2 separate regions of the Homo sapiens genome follow, and region 2 is linked to region 1. A link is a contact called in ENCODE Hi-C or POLR2A ChIA-PET data. All regions are on one chromosome and are shown on one strand. Each heading gives the region's core, a stretch centred on a gene start or an enhancer-like site at or near the end of the contact. The rest is flanking DNA. Distances are from core to core; before and after follow the strand shown.

Region 1 (5,170 bases), core at 1,405-3,904:
AGCGAGGGGTGAAATCAATGTGCGCCAACTCGCGCTCTGGAGACAGGAAAAGGTAGCACCGCTGGCGTCCTGGCACGTCGAGCGAACAATGCCACCCCACGCGTCACTGATCGACTCATCTTGCAGGTGTCCGAAATCATTAGACTTGAGTGATCTTGTGGACGGGGGTATAAGACTAACTGTTTTTCCTTTCGCAACTTTGGGAATTGTTAGTCTCCTGGCATCAGTCACGCAGCAGACTGACGATAATCTGGGAAATACAACCCAGTTTGGAGTCCCTTATCCCACCCCCTCCCCACCTCCATGTCATTACTGAGACGCTCAGTCCTTTCTTCCAAGGACTCACTTCTGTCTAGGACCTTCCCAGTCCAGCTTCTGGAAAACAAATGTAATTCCTGGGAAATATAATGCGTCCACCAGGCGCACACTATTAATGCTGTAATTAGGTGTGGTACCTTTGGGAGAAACAGGTTAGTCCTGGGCTTTTAAATTGTTCTCCTTGGGCCCAGCCACTATTTTTGGTGGCACCAGATATAAGGGGGTCAGTTTGTGTCTGAGAGCAGCACAGATGAGGAGCAAATTTAAGGAATGATTTTCATAACAAGGACAAAAGCGGCATGCGGGAACCAGAGCGTTGGCCTTTGGTCAGGTCAGTACCCCGAGGTGGAGCGTCAGCAGTAATATCAGAGGCTGCTTCTCCTTAAAATGACTCCGGCTGCAGAGGCGGCCGCAAGCAACAGCCTTGTCCATAAATCCTCTTTAGTTACCACTAACTCACCTTGAGGGGAGTGGCCTCCTCTCAGGGCCTTTGGGCCAGGACAGAGAGGTGCGGCCCCTGGAGAAAGATGCAACCAGGTCTGCAGCCGCTGGGGGCCCAGGACGCGGGGCAGCTTCGGAGCACTTCTCCTCTGCCCCCCACCCTCCAACCCCTGACTTACTGTTTTTTTTCCTAAGAAGGGTTTTGTGTGTTCCAAATATCCTGGAATTGCAGTCACAACCTACATCCTCTGCTAATTTGGGGCATTTCAGGCTGAGCCTCCTAGAACCAATTTGTGGCTTGTTTCTGCTCTAGCTAGGCAGGTTTTGTTTACATATTCTCTCTGGGTGTTTTGAGAGGACACACACAGACAGACACACAGACACACAGGCGCGTACACACACACTCATATATTTTTTCTATACTGTGACCTCTGTTTACAAGCCCATTTGGTTGTTCATGATTTTCCCCTTCCTTGGTGTTACCTCCAAATATCTGGAGAAGCTGGGAGAGAAATGGTCATGGCTGCATATCCAAGGAGCCCAACCTAGGAAGCTTCCATCTTTGTCTAGGAGGAAGGTTCGGCCACTGCACCTGGAGCCCGAAGCACCGGACACCAGGCGCGCCGTTCTGGCGCTCTGCAGGGCCTCTCTGGGTGAAGGAAAGCGGGCAGCCTGGGTTCAGCCCACCGGGTCCCCTTTCGAATGCCATTTCCCAGCTGAAAATCCAGCCAGCACAGCCTGGACGCCGAGCCCTCTGGAGCCCTGGTCAGGACGCTTTAATTTTCACCCTCCCGCTCTGGGTCTGAACAACCCCCCCGTCCCCCGCCCCCCACCCCAAGGTGTTGTTTCCTAGGGTCTTCTGGGGACATCCCTACCTGTCGAGGGCCTGCCCTCCTCGGGCTAAAAGTTCAGCCCTTCGACAGAGCCATGGAATAAGAGGCGACTCTCCCTGTGTCCCGCAAGTGGTTTCTCGAGGTACCCCTCTGAGGCTGCAGCCCCCGGAGCAGACCTGGCTCTGCATAGCAGCAAAAGCAACCGCCTACCTGGGCCGGGGCAGGACTGTGCCGCGGCGGCAGGGACAGTGTGAGCGCCGCCGGCCCCCTCACCCGGCGAGGGCCCTGCGCTCACACTTCTTCCAGGGGAAGGAGTGGCCACGCCTGAGCCCCCCTAAACGACCTCTTCAGGAGAAAAGAGTGCCGGCCAGGAGTCCCTCCAGTAACCTCAGTTTAGATCGGGTTTTCGCGCCTCCCCTAGGAATCCGGCTGGAAACCCCGGAGACTCTGCGCCTAGAGTTTTGCGGGCGTCTCTCTGCCTCCCCGCAGCTTCCGGCTCTCGCAGGCTTCATCCACTCCCTCTTCCCCCGGACCTGCCTGAACCCCGCCGAGCACTAGGCAAGGCCGGGCTCTGCGGGCTGGGGAAAAGAAGGGGCTTGGGGTGGCCCAACCCGACCGCCACCTCGGCCCGGCCTGCGGGGAAACCCCACAAAGTCAAGGCGCGGGGCGGGGTCGGGGGGATGGGATCCAGAGAGAGACTCAGAGGGGCGCCCCTTCCCCCCAGGGGTCTCCGAATCCTAGGGACTCTCTAAGCCCCCGTGGCAGAGAAAAGAGGAATTTTTAAAAACAAATCTTCCCTTGCCTGAGGCCATTTTCCAGCCTTCCACGCGCCTTTGCCGGGGAAAGAGTCGATGACTCGCCCTGCTCATCGGCTCAGACCAGAGCTACCCTGAGCCCACACCTCTCCTCCTCTCTGCAAGACATCCCTTCCGCCACCCCCAGTCCCGCCGTCCTCCCCTCTCCAGACCCACTGACCTTGGGAAGGCGCAGACCCACCGCTCGCCAAGCCTCGCCCCGCACTGTGCACGGGAAGAGGGGGCTCCGCGCGCAGCCCAGTCCGGTTAGCTGGTCGGCGTCGGCGGGGCTGCCGAGGTGGCGCAGAGCTCCCCTCCCCCACGCCTTATAATTTAATCACACGCGATATTAAATTATCAAGCTGCTCATTAATCATCACGCGAGTTATTGGGACTGAACACGCCGCCGCGTGTTTTGACAGCCCAGAACCATTCGCGGGGGTCGGGGTGTGTCTGGGTTTGGGGGCTGGGGGATGTCTAGCCACTCTAGAGAAACACTGCGAGCCCCACGCGGGCTGGTGGAGCCTCTTGCCTGGAAAAAGATGTGGAAACGCGCAGGCTGGGCGTCAGAGTTTGGTTGAGGGTCTGTCAAAAGCCCAAACGTAACCCTCCCAGGCCACTTTCCTTAATATTTGGATTTTGATCACGATGATTAAGACAGCCGGTGATGTGTAATCAACAGCATCTTAATTTGCAGTTTTTCAGGAGGGTGAATTTGACCTGACTCTGAGCATCTTCATTGCCCAGTGTGGACGGTGTGAAGTTAATGCGGTTGAAATACAGAGGGAATCAGATCACCGATGTCATTTCAAAGAATAACTTTTCCCTGATTCAAAGGGTCTCTCTTGCCTTTCACATACTACAAATGTGGAGAGAGAGACATAAAGAGTTTTAAAAATTAAATTCTTAATTTGGGGTATTCATTTTTAAAATGATTTACGCGTTTCGCCCTGGAGTGGTTAGAACCTGGTTTTATTTTCTAGGGTTTTATTTTTCCTTTTCTCTATTTCAATTAAAGGAATCTCTTTAAATGAATAAACCAATTAAATGAAACTTCTTATGATTTCATTCCATACAATAGAAGAAACAAATGATCATTAAAAGTTGTCTTAGTGTTACAAAGGAGAGTAATTAATTCTCAGCATTCACACCAGCAAAACGATAAACAAGAGGGAAAACATCCCCCAACTCTGGAAGAGGTGGTGTAGATGTGAATCTGCAAACCAACTTAAAAATATATATACCTAGTTTGAAATTAGTCTTTGGAAGAAATGTAATTCCCAAATTAAGTCTTTTGCCACCTTAGCATAAACCAAGGCTAGTTTTTAGCGGAAGACCAGTTCCTCTGGGCAAGAGCTGTGAATTTCAATAAGTTGGCAAGCCAAGTTTTCTACACAAATCAGAGATTAAATCAAGTTGTTTTCCCTTTTTAAAATATAAAGTATAAACAAATACCAAACTGGGGCATGTTCCAAATCCTCTGCAGCTAAATTGCATTTAACTTTTCCACCAGAAAATGTGATCAATTTAGTAAGCCAATAAGTACATAAATACTACCCCCGCTTATGTTTTATCGCAGAATATCATTGATAATATTAAATGTGTCCAAGACCGCTCATGAGTTATTTTCTCTTCTGTTAATCTGTTGTCTGCATTTTTCTACTCTGTCCACTAACACACAAAGAGATGGGTATCAAAACTCAACACACACACATACTGCTAGGTGAAATTCATACATCCTAAAGAAGCTAGTGCAGAGGGGGAAATGCCATAATATGGATGTGATATTTTTTCATAAGCCAACGGTGAAAAATATATTGACTATCTTTATCCAGGCAGTTCATGCCTACGTATGCTCTGCAGTGACAAGGACATTTGTTGTCAGGGACTGAGAGATGGCTTTCAATGCCAGGAGCTTTTTCTGGTAAAAGTGGGCCATTGGCTAAAAAATTGTATCTGAAGACTTTGTTTTAAAACTGGAGATTTTGAACATAACCTGAATTATCCAGACAACATGGTTTGGTGAACTTGGCAATCGTGTACTTCAAGATTACATGAGAAGCTTTTGAAAAAAATTAAAACATAAGGTTTTATTGAGTAGAGTCACCAAAAATGGGAAAAAATAATTCCTTTCACTCATTTGCCTATTTTCTTCATTGTACTGTTTTTGCATGATCACCCATTTGATGCTCACTGAAATGCTAAAAGTGTGAATTCGAGATGAGAATTTATCTCCACTCCTGAGGCTCAAGTTATGGAACTTGTTCACCACTAGAGCAAAAGCAAGAACCCACATTTCCTGACTCCTAGTCCAGTCCTCTCTCCAAATAATAGCTAACACAAACATTTAATTTGTTCTTTTTCATAGGCCCTCCCTATCACTAAATAAGATTGAACACTTTAATTCTCTGAAGCTTTGTCAGAATGTAGCAAATTTGGAAAGCACTCTTGACTAGGGGTCAGTTCAGCCCTTAGTTATAGCTCTGTGACCTTGAACAAGTCACTCTCTTATTTTAGTTGGGTTCCCCTAGAAGTCAGCCCTGAGCCAAAGATGAGTGCAAATATATTTTTCAGGAGGTGATCTCAGGAAGCAACACAGTAGGGGAAGTAGGGAAAAGAAACAGGGAAGGGGAGGGAGCAATACAGAGTGAATTACCAAGCAAGTTACCATTTTATTGCAACTGGAACTTAATACTACTAGAGAAACCCTGGGAGGCAGTGTAGACGCCTGCTTGAGGGACAAGGGAATTGTACCATCCTATTATTGGTTGAGGACTTCTGGGG
Region 2 (5,070 bases), core at 450-2,949, 440 kb before region 1:
GAATGCATTTGGATGGGAAATAAAATCAACATTCAAATTACTGGATTGCATATACAAAACAATGCTACAGAGAGTGAAAATCAGCCATTTGTTTCATCTTATTGGCACTGTACTGGATATAGCTATATTACTATTATCAGGAAAATCATTAAAAATTCTTTTCCCCTACTCTAAGGAAAAAAATTAGGGGCTAAATCCACTATCTATATAAGCTCACCTGGAGCAATGAAGAACAAGAGACCCAGTGCTGAATTCCATTAAAGTAAGACATAGATTCCACTACATCCCTGGATTCACCACTGGTCAAATTATGAATCCCAAACATAACTACACCCAGACTGTGCACATGCTGAGTCCAGCCATCCAATCCAGCATAACACCAAACTGCAGAGAAGGAAGGGAGTCAGTACATATAGGCGTGTAATAAATCGCAAGCAATCAAATTTCAATACCAAAGGAAAAACAAAAGCTAGCATCCACAATATTATTTTTCTTTCTCTGTATGTCCTAGAAGAAACCCACATGTCATCTGCACTTGCTGTGTGGTTCACCTGCTGCAGTTTGCCTCTTCCACCAATGCTTCTCAAATAAGAATCTCCTACCAAAGGACGGGTGAGAAAGAGACATGGTGCATCATCCTGGAGTGCACTGAAACTGTTTTCTTTATCTTGAAGGGGAAACAGATGGAGAAAGGTTGAAGGTGTGGTGGGGAGATGAAGTCCTAAGGAATTTGGCTAGCCTTTATTTAACATTATTTTCATTTTAAAAAATGCATGAAAACAGTAGAATGACATTGTGCATGGCTTTTCAATTCTGTTTGCAGAGGGTCACTTTGGAGCCATGCTTCTCCAACCTGTGGAGGTAAATGCTCATTCCCCTCAGCCAAGGGCACTCTGGTAATAAGAAGAAGCCCAGAGAAACCATTTCAGTAAAATCCTAAACCTTAAGTCAAAGTCCCCTGCATTACAAGGATACAGATGTACAAGATACTAAGGATTTAACCATGTTTAACAATGAAAAGTGGTCTTTCAAACGATGAGATACGGCTCTACTGGAGGACTCTAGAGCCTCCCTGTCCAATACAGTAGCCACTAGCCACATGGATCACCTGAGGCCAGGAGTTTGAGACCAGCCTGACCAATATGGTAAAATCTCATCTCTACTAAGAATACAAAAATTAGCCAGGCATGGTGGCAGGTGCCTGTAGTCCCAGCTACTTGGGAGGCTGAGGCAGGAGAATTGCTTGAACCCATGAGGCGGAGGTTGCAGTGAACCAAGATAGTGCCACTGCACTCCAGCCTGAGCAACAGAGCGAGACTGTGTCTCAAAAAAAGAAAAGAAAAGAAAAGAAAAAAGTAACAAAGGATTGTTAAGTCACGGTTGTTGGCTTTGGAAGAATTTGCTTTTCTTGTTCATTTTATATGTCCTTGTCCCTCTTCCACTCAAAAATATGTACAAAAATGCACATAAAAAACATGGAGTTAGAGTTTTTACACTCTCATTAGGAAACTAAGGCATAGCCACATTAAGGGATAACTATGGATATCCAGCCACAGTCAAATGATAACACAAGGCAGGGCTATTATATGAGTCCAAAGGAAAGAATGAGCACTTCCAGCAGGAGTTGCCAGGAGAAATTGGTGGGTCTAAACAGGTCCTGAGAGAATGGGCCAGATGGGGAGAAGAGCTAAGGGCAGTCCCTGAAAAGAGAACTGAATAAACTAAGAGGCAGAAGTGAAACTATGCAAAGAGAGATAAAGGGGCAGTGTTAGCCCGACAGAGCACTTCCACAGAGTAACCACAAAATATGAAGAAGAGCTACACTGAGAGCCAGGGAGAGGACTGTGAGTGTTAGACCAGCCTGGGCCACACTTTACAGACTATAAAGAACTCATTCAGGTCTCTAGGAAGGCTAATGACAAGATAGAAACAGGGTTTAATATAGTGGGGTAATTTAAATAAAATTTAGAATAAAGAATCTGTTTATCTGTGATTTCAAATCCTGTGATATTTGAAGAACATCCAAATGAGTGGCACTCCAATGCCAGAACATGTTTACGTTTTGAAATTAAGCCTCTTGTGTCGATGTATTTTAATTGGAGTGTGGGAGGGTGAGGAAATATCAAATTCTATAAACTTTCTAAAACATACATGTATAACTCCAAACTATTCTATTTCTCTAGTAAAAGGGGATGGCATACAACATGGCAGAAAGCTTGAAACAGTATCTCTGAATTAACTATATTGTCTTATTCTCTGTATTCTTGATGTGCTGACATCTGGGGCCTCAATGACATAGGAAGGATGCCCCTCCAAGGGTTAGCAAATTCCCAAAGATAGTGGCTCAGAGCATGTTTCTGATATGCAAACCAACCAATCCCAAATCCGTAACCCCAACCACATCCTTTTATGGACTCTATCCCCCTCCCCTCAATCATCCAGGGGCCAGGTGCTGGACAACCAGGAGCTACCCCTACAGCCCTGTCAGCTGAAATTATTCAAACTATCCAGTCCTAAGCCTATGTAGTTTACTTACCTGGCCTTGCCCATTCCTTCCTGCAAAAAAACACAATAAAAGCTCCTGCCCTCAGTTCTGTCTCTGTCGCTCCCTTTCCTCTTTGCGTACTGATTTTGCCTTGGTGCTTCCCTGTTTGGCTCTGTGTGACATGTCTGTTTCTAGAGGCCTGTGAGCATAATTAAAACTTCTTCCTTCATAACAATCATTTTCATGTTTCTGTGCCTTACCACACCTGATTAAAACGAATCTCAGGTACCATTAAAATAACCTGTCAAGCTTGAATCCAGAAGGTTCTCAATGTGAATTATTTGATCTTGAGACCCATTCACCAAGTACCTTGTGTTTCTACACCAACTCTCCTTTCCCTTATGCAGGTAACTAATTCAAGAACCATCACCAAAATATCACTTCTGAAAAGAACCATTCAGGATTTTCTGTGATTCAGAAGGTCATTACTGGAGCTCTGACATGAATTCATTCTTACCAGTAGACTCTTCCGCTCACCACGAAATGGTAATTTATACTCCATGAGGACGGGAGGCTCTGGCTACCTTGCTCATTGTTGTATCTCCAGCACCTACGTGTGTCTGACACAGTGCATACCTAATAAATGTGTCTGATGAATAAATGAATTGTAAAGAATAGTATATGTTGATATAGACAGCCTATGGAATACAGCTTAGAAAGAATACCAACACTCCTAAGTGGTAGGCAGCATGCCAGTAAGTTAGAATAATAGGTTCTAGAGTTAGACTAAAGGTTAAATCCCTACTCTCCCATTTACTAAGTGTGCACCCTTGGGCAAGTCACCTAACCCTACAAAGCCTCCAACATTTCATTCATAAAAACTGGGAAGACCAAACCTACTTCAGAAGGAAAGGATTAAACAGACTAGCCCATGTAAAACATGTAGATTCCGGTTAAGATGGTAAATGTAAATTCATGTTGTGGAGTCCCACATCATCATCCCCACATCTCCATTTGAAAGACAAAGCAATGATGGATGAAATATGGTTTTTAAAGTACAGTAAGAGTCATAACCATAGTAAAAAAAAAAAAAAAAGTATGATAGGCCAGGCATAGTGGCTCATGCCTGTAATCCCAGCACTTTGTGAGGCCGAGGCACATGGATCACCTGAGGTCAGGAGTTCAAGACCAGCCTGGCCAACATGGTGAAACCCTGTCTCTACTAAAAAATATAACAATTAGCCGGGCACGGTGGCAGGCACCTGTAGTCCCAACTACTCAGGAGGCTGAGGCAGGAAGAATTGCTTGAACCCAGAAGGTAGAGGTTGCAGTAAGCCAAGATCAAGCCACTGCACTCCAGCCTGGGCGACAGAGCAAGACTCCGTCTCAAAAAAAAAAAAAAAAAAAAATATGATAAACAACTCCATGAACCAACAGAAACTCTAAGTGGTGTACATATCTGAAGCTACAGGCAAAGGCAGCTGGAGTCAACTTCCAAAAGGTACAAGTGCTCCCACTAGAGAGGAAGGCAGGCAAAAAGGTCTGCTCACTGCCTGAGACCATGACCTGGACTGGCTGGTGGCCTTCACTGCACATCACTTACTTTATCAGAATACTGTAATGTCTCCAATACTCTACATCTAAAAACTACTGTTTCCTTTTCCAAGGTTCCCTTTCAGTGCATCCCTGACTTACAAGGCAGACAGCAGCTCTCTTTACATACTCCTCTTTCATGCCTTCTTATCTCTTACCTCTATGCTTTCTTCCAAGCCATTTCTTATTTATAGAATATCTCTACATGGTATCGCTTTTGTGATTTAACACATCTTATTAATTCCACCTCTTCTCAAGGGAGCCTTTCCTAATTATTTACAAAGTGGTAAGTATTCACTTCCAAACCCTTATAAACTATCTCTTTACAAGCTTTACAGGGCACTATCCTACAAAGCAGCAACGAAGTTACTTAGTACCCAGAATGAAACATACAAATTACAACCTACCTTCTAAAGCCAGAGACAGAGGGAACATAAGCATAAACAAAAGTAATGCAAGTTTATTATTCACTCATATTTACCATGCAAAATGAAAGTTTTATGAAGCCTTGAACAATATATATTTGTTCTATTATACAGGCAACTAATCCTCTGTAAATGGTAATGTATCAGTATTAACACCCTCCCTAGTCTAGAATTTAAGAACATGAAGAGAAAGTATCAAAACTTCTGTGAGAGGGATAGGTCTAGAGTCTCTGAAGGGCTTTCCTGCTGCAGGCCAATGGATCCATGACAACAAATGTAATTCTTAAAACATTGCTGGGCTTTGAAGAACACAGAGAAACTAACAAGGGACTAAAAAATGGTGGGGGAAGAAGGAGGAGCAAAGAGGGAAGAAGAAAGGAGGCAGAAGACAAGTAAGCCAAAACCTGATCTGTAAGCAACATGCAAAAGAAAAAACTGCAGAATGCCAAGGAGCTGATGCCAACACCAGCGCTAGGATTTACAGGTGACTATCCCCTCCAGCCCCCAGTTCCCAGCTATGGTAAGTTTAGGGAACTGAACCTGAATTTCCATTCATAAACCAGAACC

The links. Hi-C counts contacts between places; a loop is a spot of excess contacts on that map. ChIA-PET counts read pairs that join two places held with the same protein, here RNA polymerase II (POLR2A). Pooled maps may share reads with other maps.
Region 2: a loop to region 1 is called in a map with no recorded cell type, with 2.6 times the contacts of the local background. The contact joins the enhancer-like site here to the promoter of LINC00237 in region 1. A Hi-C loop is called at or near these places in 1 of 37 single-sample maps with no recorded cell type and 2 of 50 pooled maps. POLR2A ChIA-PET finds 5 or more read pairs at or near these places in 1 of 52 experiments (activated naive CD4-positive, alpha-beta T cell).

Annotation. Positions count from the first base shown.
Region 1 is chr20:21,103,704-21,108,873 of GRCh38, forward strand. It overlaps LINC00237 (long intergenic non-protein coding RNA 237), which reads right to left and starts at 2,655. Exons shown (of 2, transcript NR_190203.1): 1 at 2,568-2,655.
Region 2 is chr20:20,667,077-20,672,146 of GRCh38, forward strand. The region is part of intron 3 of RALGAPA2 (Ral GTPase activating protein catalytic subunit alpha 2); the gene reads right to left. Among named protein-coding and RNA genes, the nearest start is that of RALGAPA2, 43 kb to the right of the region's middle. Within about 2 kb of position 1,700, at least 2 of the 41 ENCODE cell types and tissues checked have a DNase peak (open chromatin) inside an H3K27ac peak, as active enhancers do.